2 separate regions of the Homo sapiens genome follow, and region 1 is linked to region 2. A link is an interaction called in ENCODE POLR2A ChIA-PET data of the cell type or tissue named here. Cell type or tissue: GM12878. All regions are shown on one strand. Each heading gives the region's core, and the rest is flanking DNA. Links, peaks and the distances in the headings are about the cores only.

Region 1 (5,385 bases), core at 242-5,241, 970 kb after region 2:
TCCAAGAGTGTCAGTTGCCTTTCTGAGTAAAATAATCAGACACTTCACTCACATTCTATGAATAAATAACACCTCCAGTGTAAAATGGATTATGAGATGTTTTATCTTAATTTTCTATATTTCTTGAATTTGCACTGAAAAAAATCTTGTGAACAATCTTTAATATAACACAGAATAATGATTTTAAACAGCCTCTCCCCTGCTATGACTAGTAAAGTTGTGGACTAAAAATATTCAAACATATTTTTCTCATTAATGATGAGTTCCATATTATTTTATGAACTTCTGAAAGATAAATTTTAAGAAATATAAAACACTCCTTTTATTTTCTGATTTAGCCATTCCTCCTTAATTCTTATTTTAAGTGAAATATGTGATTGCTAGATTCACATTTTGTAACTTTCTTTATGTAGGTTTCATTTTTTAATGGGGCTGATTCTAAATGGATAAAACTTTGATACATAGTTTCTAAGATAAAACATCATTAATTTTTACCATGACTGGTAGCTGCTATTGGCTTGCATTTACTGAGGTTCTCATGTTTCTACTATTTAGGCTTAAAAATATATGACAAAGTATGTGATCATAATAATGCCATAATTCATTTAGTATAGTCATCTGGTCGGGAGTTATAAACTTTTTTGAAGTCAGACTTGTTTGTTTGTTTTTTTAAATAGTATTAAATGAGAATTTCTTATACTATCAGTTGTCACAAGGTGAACAAATATAAGTAATTAAGTCAAAGTTTTGAAGCACATATTATGGCTTATGCTGTTGAAAACTCTCCAGTGTTTTAGCATAATGTCCGAGTCAAGTTAGAACACAGGTCTCTGCTAATTGTCATATCTTAGATGATTGCCTGATAAAGATGATTGTCTGGCGTAGCTTGGAGTACCAATACAGGAGACATGTTCTTCCCCCACTTCCTATTCCTTCCACTGCCATGCTAGACAATGCTTATCAAAGGTGACATTCTTTCCTACCCAGCTTGGACATGCCTCATAATCCTGCCCAAGCAGCATTCTAATAGCCACAGCTAGTAAACAAGGGATCTAACTAGTTTGTCAGTGTAGGTAGTAGAATCTTTAAATTTTTTTTTAAAGGCCATTGTTAGTATTTTTAAGAGATCAATTTACATCATTTATTTCAGATGGAATATTGTTTATTTCTCTGTCGCAGTGGCTCCCAATCTTTTAGAATGTTCCTTTTTAATAAAAAAGAATCAGATTCTCACATGACCTTGAATTTCTTTAACACTTTAAATGAATTTTACTTTTATCAATCGCAGCATATAAATTCATTGGAAAAATAGGCATGTGTATATGTATCAGACATTCACATGCTTATGAATGAAGGACCCCTTGTAATACTTCTGCCCCTGCCCCCCATTCCACACACCACCCCCTCCCCAGGAGTAGGGATTAGAAATCGTTAGTCTTTCCATTTTGTCTTCTGTGGTTTCAGTTAAAGTTCTAAAGACGTATTTTACTAAAAGTGGAATTGACTTTTTGTATTCAGGGGAACTTGTCAGTGGTTTTCATATTATGTGCCGTGGAGTCCCAGGATTCCAGAAGATGCCTCAAGGGAGACCCCTCCCTTCCCCCGTATCCCTTCCAGCTTTAAGCAGCCTGTCTGCTTTAAGCTCTTATATATATTGAGATTCTCCATGAGATTTCATTTGTATAAATGATTTCACAGCTTACCAAAAAAAAAAAAAAAAAAAAAAGGAAAGAGAAAACCACTGATAATCCCACCTTGTTTCACACATGATTAAATGCAATGCCCAGAGTATTTTGGGGTTATCCTGTTAGTTAATGTTGAAGCCAGGTTGAGGACTCTGATTGTCTGACTTGCAGGCCACTATCCCTCTACCCACTGCTATTCCTAAAACTAAAGGAGGATGTAAACTGACACCACCACCAGCTGTGAGTGCAGCACATACTTATATGGAAAGAAAAATTGTTTACATTGTAATACCAGGGGACTCAAATCTGTTTCAGCCCTTAAATAAAGGGTTGCAGGGTATACGTATATGTAAATGCTTGTCTTGCCTATGTGTGGCCTTCTCTCACTATTTACGGTGGGTGGAGGGAAGGTGAAGCTTACTTTTATAAATTTTATTTTAAAACACAGAAGAGCTGATGCTGCAGTCGGAAGACAGTTTATTTTTCTCCCAGAGCTGGACCCCTTCCCTGTTGTGTTTGTGACATACTTTGCCTTGTCCTGATTTTAAGCATTGGGCAAGCAGAATCTGCCATCTTTCCTGGATTTCACCATCTATCAAAGGGCAACCTCAGAGCTTGTTTCTCAGCAGTGGTCACCTATTTCCATTATTAAATCAACTTGCTACCAAGATATCAGGCAGATATCACACTTAACGTACCTGGTTTGATTTGGCCTGCCTTTTTTCATCTGAGGCGTTAGCACAAAGCTAAATTTCCCTTTGAAGTTCACTGTGATTCCGAGGATCTTTGCTTCAGTTTACTTTGGAAGATTGGGGCTGTAGCTGATTCAAGATAACTGGAGCAGGTGTCTGGTGACAGTTTGCAAAGGGTGCTGTGTAGACCTAAGTTCTGTGCCTGGCATGAGAAACCTCTTTGTCTTTCTTGTATACGTTGGTTTAAGTTCATGTGGATCACTATGAGGGATGTTAAATGTTTTGCATTTAGATTCTTCCAAGTTGGCAGGTGCAAGGCAGGCCTGGCTGCTACCACAGACCCCTGACGTGCTTCTTTCTTCCTTGCTCTCCTCAGGAAGGTCATCCTATTTGAAGAGATACTTTTCTGTTAACTGTGGAAAAGCCAGATGTCTCACTTTAGGCAATAGTTTCAACTTCGTTTCTTCCCATGTAGTTTGACAGATCGACCTCAACCCTGACCCAGACAACTACTAATCTGCTTTCTGTCTGTATGGATCAACCAGTTCTGGACATTTAATATAAATGAAGTCATGTAATATGTGGTCTTTTTTGATTGACGTCTCTCATCTAGTTTAATGTTTTCCAAAGGTTCATCCATGTCATGGCATGTATTGGTACTTCATTCTTTTTTATTGCAAAATAATATTCTGTTTTATAGATATACCACATTTTTTTTTATTCATGGACATTTGGGTTGTTTCTACTCTTCAGCTATCATGAATAATGCTGCCGTCAACATTTGTGTTTAAGTATTTGTGCGAACATGCGTTTTCACTTCTCTTGAGTAAATACCTAAGTATGGAGTTGCTGGGTCATATAGAGACTTGGTGTTTAACAATTTGAGGAAATGCCAAATGGTTTTCTAAAGTGACTGCACTATTTTATATTTCCACCAGCAATGAGTGAAAGTTCAGGTTTCTCCATATCTCATGTGTTTTTTAAACACTGTATTCTGTTGTGTTTATAAAATGTTTCCTCTTGTCTTCATAGATGAGGGAGTCAGGGACCTGAATGATAATTTTGGAGGAAATGAAACAGATGAAAGTGAAATAAATTATTTTCATATTGGCTCAGTGTAGCTGTGGAAACCTTTCAGCCCTGAGCCTACAAACCTTCCTGTTTGACTGGATATGACATTACCAGGAGTTTTACTTTCCTGCCTTTATTGTCCCTGGAGAGAAAAAAGAAATATGTCTTTTCCACAGCTAGACATGGAAGGTTCAAACAAATATAAAGGACCCCTGAGTTATTAACAATTCCATGGGAACATGTGCTTGGTGTATGCCCAGAATAGTTCCTTTCAAATGATTCTCTTGGTGCTTCTGCACTGTTCTTCACCAGAGTGTAACATAAGAGCTGAATCAAGGCTTGTTCAGTCAGTGTTTGGAAAAGAAGTGGTGGCTGGATGCTGGTCAGCTGGCTTGGGCTGTTGGCAAGCTTGCCACCGACCATGCTTTCTGCAGGCGGCAGCCGCTGCAGGCTTGTTAAAGGCCTGCACCAGGCCGAAGTGTTTGCATTTGCCCTGTCGGAGCTCAGGATAACAAGGCCTTTCATAATCCACCACAGTAGTAAGCAGGCAAGTCCGGTGGCTCTGGAAATGTCCCAGTACACCAGCCAAAGGCAAAATCCCAGCTCCTTTGCCCTGTGTGACAGCCGCGGGGAGTAGGCTAGGGTGGGGGTTGAGGTAGATAAGGAAGGAAACACCAAGGAATGTCATTTTTGTTACATAAATTGATAACTCCAAGTGCCTTCTCGCTACAATTGATTGCTTTGGGTCATATATTGACAGTAAGCAATTTGATTATTTGCCTGCTGAAATGACACTATAGCATGAGAGGTCAGCCTCTTAGGACAGCCTTTCTCACGTTCCTCTCATTTTTATTCTTGCTGAGCGGGACCATATGAATGACAGGCTTGTTTGCGAGGGTAGATTTCCATTCCATTCATGCACCTTGCAGACCCAGTCACTCTTCTTGTGGGTGGAGTTTGCTACACACAGGTGGAGTCTAGAAGGTGAGGTCCCCAGGGCCTCCCAGCCCTGTTTGAGCTGATTTTCTCTTCCTTGAGTCTTGTCCAGCCATACCTCCTCTGACTTCCCAGGGTCCCTCCCTAAAATGCCTTACTCACATGAGGAGAGGACCCTGCATTCTGACCTCCTCTCCATTAATGCTGCCTGTCTCAGGCACAGTTTTTCAATGTACTGTGTTATTTCTGTATTTCTGTCAAGTCAATATCATGCTTTTATTAAAATGACTTTGAGTGTGTGTGTGTGATATTTTTGGACAGCTGCCTGTTTATTATACTCATGCACATTGTCTGTATTTCATAGAGTAGGCAAAAAAAGGATTTTAATCAATTGCAAGAGTCAATTTCAGGCAGGACGCAGTGGCTCATGCCTGTAATACCAGCACTTTGGGAGGCCGAGGCAGGTGAATCACTGGAAGTCAGGAGTTCGAGACCAGCCTGGCCAACATGGTGAAAGCTCTTCTCTACTAAAAGTACAAAAACTAGTTGCTCGTGGTGGCATGTGCCTGTAATCCCAGGTATTTGGGAGGCTGAGGCCGGAGAATAGCTTGAACTGGGAGGCAGAGGTTGCAGTGAGCTGATATTGCACCACTACACTCCAGCCTGAGGGAGAGAGCGAGACTCTGTCTCAAAAGAAAAAAAAAAAAGTCAATTTCATATCACCATGAAGTATTGGAATTCTTTAAGATTAGAGTAACACTTGATGTGTTTCCTGTTGACTAACCGTTTGTGTGATTTCTGTAGTAATTAAGGTGTTTGGCTTAGTTACCTCAATTGGAACTATAAAGAATTGAATTTTAAGTATATACTATGTGTATGTCTATATAGTTTTTTTTTTTTTACTTGTTTGTAGCCCAGCGATGCTTGAAAGTTGAGAGACAATACCTCCCCAAACACCCCAATATAGGAGTTTCCAGCAGTTTTTAGTTTTTTAAAACAGA
Region 2 (5,385 bases), core at 138-5,137:
GGACAGCCTTGTTTACAAGTCTCAGTGTCAGTGCTCTCCACATGCCTTCTCTGTCTTCCACATGCTTCTCTCCACATGGCTGGCTTAGGCTCCCTCAGCATGGTGGTCTCAGAATACTGATTTGTTACTTGGCAGCTTGGATCCAAACTCCATTGTGTGAGTTCTCCTCAAGACACTGTTTGCATCATGCTTTCTGTTGTCCTATTAGCCAAAGTTAGTCACATGGCCAAGCTCACAGTCAATATGGGAGGGGAATATTGAAAGACACTTTCACAATGGGGTTGGAGAGATAGGAATCAATAATGTTTCCAATATTTTTCATCCATGCAACTAGAAGGATGGTGTTACCGTTAATGGAGAAAAAAAGGAAAACTACAGGAGAAACAAGTTTTGGGGCAAAGATCAAGAATTAGTTTTTGTACATGTTAAGTATGAGATATCTACTAAACATCCAAATGGATATAGATGTTTGATATTTAAGAGAGAGATCTGGGCTGTCTTAAAAGTTTTGAATCGGCCGGGCACGGTGGCTCAAGCCTGTAATCCCAGCACTTTGGGAGGCCGAGGCAGGTGGATCACTCGAGGTCAGGAGTTCGAGACCAGCCTGACCAATATGGTGAAATCCTGTCTCTACTAAAAATACAAAAATTAGCCGGGTGTGGTGGCGGGTGCCTGTAGTCCTAGCTATTCGGGAGGTTGAGACAGGAGAATTGCTTGAACCCGGGAGGCGGCAGTTGCAGTGAGCCAAGATCATGCCACTGCACTCCAGCCTGGGCGACAGAGTGAGACTCCGTCTCAAAAAAAAAAAAAAAAAAAAAAGTTGTGAATCATCAGCAAGTATCACAATTGAAACTGTGAGATCACCAAGTGCATGAGTGTGGATAGAGAAGGGGACCAAGGACTCACCCATCGATGGAGCACTCCCAAGTGAAGAGATAGGAGAGAAAGGAAGTAGCTGGTGAGATAGGGTAGAAAACAAGAAAGCGTTAGTGTGCTGGAAGCCAAGGGGGAGATGTGGATCCAGCATGGAGTGATAAAATTTGTAACAAATTTCTGATACTCCAAGTAAATTAGGACTTGCAATTAACAATTCGATTTTGTGGAGATGAATGATGACCTTTTCATGTACAGTTTAGTAGACTAGTGGGGTGTGCCGGGAGGGACGGAAAGTCCTGACTAGGGTGGGTTGAGAAGAGCAAGAAGTGCCTGACATCTGGGAACTAATCTAACACAAGTAAGCCTCAATGCTATTACAGATTGATATGACGCTTTCGGCAAACTATGCTTTTCTTCTGTTTTTCACATAACATACACTTCAGACAAGTTGGTTACTGTCCAACTCAAAACACCAAACCTCCCTCTTGCTAAACGAGTGACTTACTTTATCAGTTTCACCTTTATCCCTCCTTTAGTCTGCCATCCTTATAGATAAGATTTCAGATCCTAGAATTGCCCTGGTTTTCTGAGAGCACCCAATTCAGAACCCCTACTTACTTAGACCCTCCCCCAAATTACCCAACAAAAGCCAAGATCCTATAATCACCATCTTACTGAATCACCCCACACTTCTCCCTTGTTGCCATGAGTAATAAACTAAACGTATTTGACAACAGGTGTGGGGGTTTTCTGGTTTTTTTTGTTTGTTGTTTTGTTTTGTTTTGGTCTATGGCTGAAGGGCATTGTCAGGGTTAAGAGATGGGAGGGAGGGGAAACTTGAGCTTAGGCAAAAGGGGATGGGCTTTTGCTACACAGGGGAACAGAGAAATAGAATGGCAGCCTGTGAGGAAACTAGGTCGAAGTTTTTAAGATAAATAACAGCATGTTTGTGTGTTGAACGGAAAAATCAAGAAGGGAGAAAAATGGATCCTTTAGTAGAGAGCTGGGGGATGACACGTGGAGGGTACAGGATCCAGTGCTTTAGGCAGGGTTGGCTTCAGGTAGGAAGGAGCATAAACCGTTCGCCTACGTGGTCTGGCGGGTGAGATCCTGGAATGTGTCTGGCTGTGGTGGTCCGAGTGGGCGAGGACATTCTGCTGACTTCACAGTTCTCAGTGCAAAGGGGAGAAGGCGGAAACCTTTCCTCCCTCACATATCCAATTGCCTATCCTAATTTTCATATCTCAGTTGTTTTGTACGTCTTTAAAGAGCCTTTACTAGAATCTTAATTTCCTAGTATCCATCCCCAAGAAGAATGGAAGAAAACTTGATGTATGCACTGGTGGTATAAATCTCACTACAAAAAGAACTATTTTTCACTATATATTTCTTCAGGGATAGACTCCATATTGAGAATAGGAAAAAGGACAGAGAGAGAGAGAGAGGAAGAGAAACAGAGAAGGATAAATTGGTTCTTTTTCTTCGGAGTCCTCAGGTGCCTCTGAATGTTTTTACATCCGGTCTCTTAAATTTTAGAAGAGCAGCCAAAATGTGGGGCTCATAGGTTTGTTAAGATAACAATTAAAACTGCCCTCTACCACTAACTATCCAAGTATGCACAGTAACACAAAAAACTAGTCTTTAACAGTGGGCATTTGGTTTCCTCTGTGTTTTAAGGAGAACACGGGGAGGACGTGTGATTTCAATTGCGCAAACACAGTTTGTGACCTGTTTCGTTTACAAAAGGTTAACTTTTTACTGGAGAATCTGGTTAATATTGAAAGTGTTTAAATTAATTCTGCTTGAGAACTCTGTAGTTTAAGTGCTTTAGTGAAAGCGTTTAAGTTTCAGGAAAAAAGTTACAACCCGCGCCCAACGTGGGGCTCGAACCCACGACCCTGGGATTAAGAGTCCCATGCTCTACCGACTGAGCTAGCCGGGCGCCTGTTACGTTAGCCTGCTTTTTTACTTCTTGAGGACTGTTTAACTACATGGTTTTATATTCTCCGCGTAGTTTCTTTTCTAAAAAAATTTATAACGTACTATTAGATCGGCACTTCAGAATTATTTTTCAGAGCGTTCTAAATATTTAATTGTACTTAGATTTAAGAATGTTTGTATATGTATCCAAAGATCATTGAAAACTTATGCGAATCTTTATCATTACAGAGTCATTGAATCTTTTTAACAAAGTGTTTAAAAATATTTACCAACCAATATGTTTTGTTTACATAAACACATATCAAGGCCATCCAACTTCCATCAAATGGCATTCCGGATTCCTACATGTTTGGGCTCCGCATTTAGAAACAAAGTCCAATCTCTGAGGGGTTAGTTTCCCTGAACAACCGCGGGGCTTAGCTATTTTCTTTAGCATGGTCTGATGAAGGAGAGTTAAATTCAGAAAAGGGGGGCTTCGAGTCAATTAATATAAGGTCTCTTTAGCGTAATTGTCTGACAATGAGAGATAGGACGTTTGGAGGGTGCTATTATTCTCCTCAAGTGACAGGAGCTGGGAGGAAAGAATTATAGTCTCTGAATCTAATGGTAAAGAATGTGAACTCTAACAGGCAAAGGGTCAGAAACCCGATTTTAATCAAATTACCATAGGAGATACTGGAATAATGTCATATGGAAATACATATACTCTGAAATGATGGTGAACCTTTCTAGATAAGAAATTCTGTCCGGGCGCGGGATGCCTGTAATCCCAACACTTTGGGAGGCCAAGGCAGGTGGATCACGAGGTCAGGAGTTCGAGACCAGCCTGGCCAAAATAGTGACCCCCCCCCACCCCCACCCCCCCGTCCCCAACTACCGTCTCTACTAAAAATACAAAAACTTAGCCGATCATGGTGGCCGGCACCTGTAATCCCAGCTACTCGGGAGGCTGAGGCAGAAGAGTCGCTTGAACCCGGGAGGCGGAGGTTGCAGTGAGCCAATATCACGCCATTGTACTACAGCCTGGGCGACAGTGCGAGACTCCATATCAAAAAAAAAAAAAAAAAAAGAAAAAGAAATTCTTCTAATTTCTGTGATAATGGAGAGGGGTGTGGTGTTTATACTACTACTTAGCAGTGCAAGTTAAAGACCAATTTGTAAACCTGAAAATAACAAAGAATTCTTAGGATAGTATCCCCAAAGCACAGTATTTGGAAGCTAGAAACATTGGGCATCACATTTCCTGAGGTATTCAATTTAAAAATAACATATGTCATAAAATAGTATACATTTAGAGTTGTCTTGCTCTGTCGCCCAGGCTGGAGTGCAGTGGCATGAGGCTCACTACAACCTCCGCCTCCCGGGTTCAAGCAATTCTCCTGCCTCAGCCTCCCAAGTAGCTGGGACTACAGGCACCCGCCATCATGTCTGGCTAATTTTTGTAGAGACGGGATTCACCATGTTGGCCAGGCTGGTCTTGAACTCCTGACCTCAGATGATCCACCCGCCTAGGACTCCCAAAGGACTGGGATTACAGACATGGGCCACCACGCCTGGCCTTTTTTTCTTTTTTCTTTTGAGAGGGAGTCTCGCTGGGCTGGAGTGCAGTGGCGTGATCTCAGCTCACGGCAACCTCTGCCTCCCGGGTTCAAGCAATTCTCCTGCCTCAGCCTCAGCCTCAGCCTCCGGAGTAGCTGGGACTACAGGCATGCAACACCACGCCCAGCTAATTTTTGTATTTTTAGTAGAGACAGGGTTTCACCATGTTGGTCAGGCTGGTCTCAAACTCCTGACATCAGGTGATCCGCCTGCCTTGGCCTCCCAAAGTGCTGGGATTATAGGCGTGAGCCACCGCGCCCGGCCGAAAGAACCCCCAAATTCTTAATTATTAATAAATATTGAGTGCACTAGGCACTCAAATAGTGTTTATCACACACAAGTAATGATGTTAATTAAAAGATTAACTGATACCTAAACAAGTTTTGAGTACTTACGGTTTACCTCCAAGGCCAAACCTTCTGCAACTATTAACCTTTAGCTTTCTTCAACACTTTCTTGGACTATCTTGGTCTAAATCCGAACTCCCCAGGAAAGAACTGCAACTAGAGGCCAGGTGCAGTGGCTCACGCCTGTAATCCCAGCACTTTGGAAGGCCAAGGAGGGTGAATCACCTGAGGTCAGGAGTGTGAGATCAGCCTGGCCAACATGGTGAAACTCGGTCTCTACTAAAAATACAAAAACTAGCCTGGCATGGTGGTGCACACCTGTAATCCCAGCTACGCGGGCAGTTGAGGCAGAAGAATCGCTTGAACCCCGGGGGTCAGAGGTTGCAGTGAGCAGAGATCATGCCACTGCACTCCAGCCTGGGTGACAGAGCAAGATTCAGTCTCAAAAAAAAAAAAAAAAAACCACTTACAACTAGAATGTTTTAACGAGGGTTAGGTAAATTAAGTGGCTAGTCTTCCAAGTCATTCAAGTCCTTTTATCTATCGGTTTGTTCAAGAATAAAAACATCAATTGTAATGCTTCATTAGCAGGAAAAAGCAAAAGTAACTGAAATTCCTTTTT

What was found. Peaks named below come from ENCODE experiments on the same cell type or tissue, not always from the same donor. Only the 100,000 strongest peaks of a DNase experiment are listed, where the experiment ranks them.
Region 1: POLR2A ChIA-PET joins it to region 2 with 6 read pairs; 1 of 35 experiments calls an interaction of 5 or more read pairs at or near these places.

What each region holds. Positions count from the first base shown.
Region 1 is chr14:59,211,646-59,217,030 of GRCh38, forward strand. All of the region lies in intron 1 of DAAM1 (dishevelled associated activator of morphogenesis 1), which reads left to right. Among named protein-coding and RNA genes, the nearest start is that of DAAM1, 26 kb to the left of the region's middle. In GM12878, for the core only: no CTCF peak of the experiment used is centred there; a DNase peak (open chromatin) is centred at 3,296; H3K4me3 peaks cover 860 bases; H3K27ac peaks cover 863 bases.
Region 2 is chr14:58,237,150-58,242,534 of GRCh38, forward strand. TRK-CTT1-1 (tRNA-Lys (anticodon CTT) 1-1) reads right to left here and starts at 2,818; the gene lies at 2,746-2,818. RefSeq lists enhancers at 1,502-1,561, 1,572-1,661, 1,752-1,801. In GM12878, for the core only: no CTCF peak of the experiment used is centred there; DNase peaks (open chromatin) are centred at 2,872, 3,158 and 3,338; H3K4me3 peaks cover 2,114 bases; H3K27ac peaks cover 1,375 bases.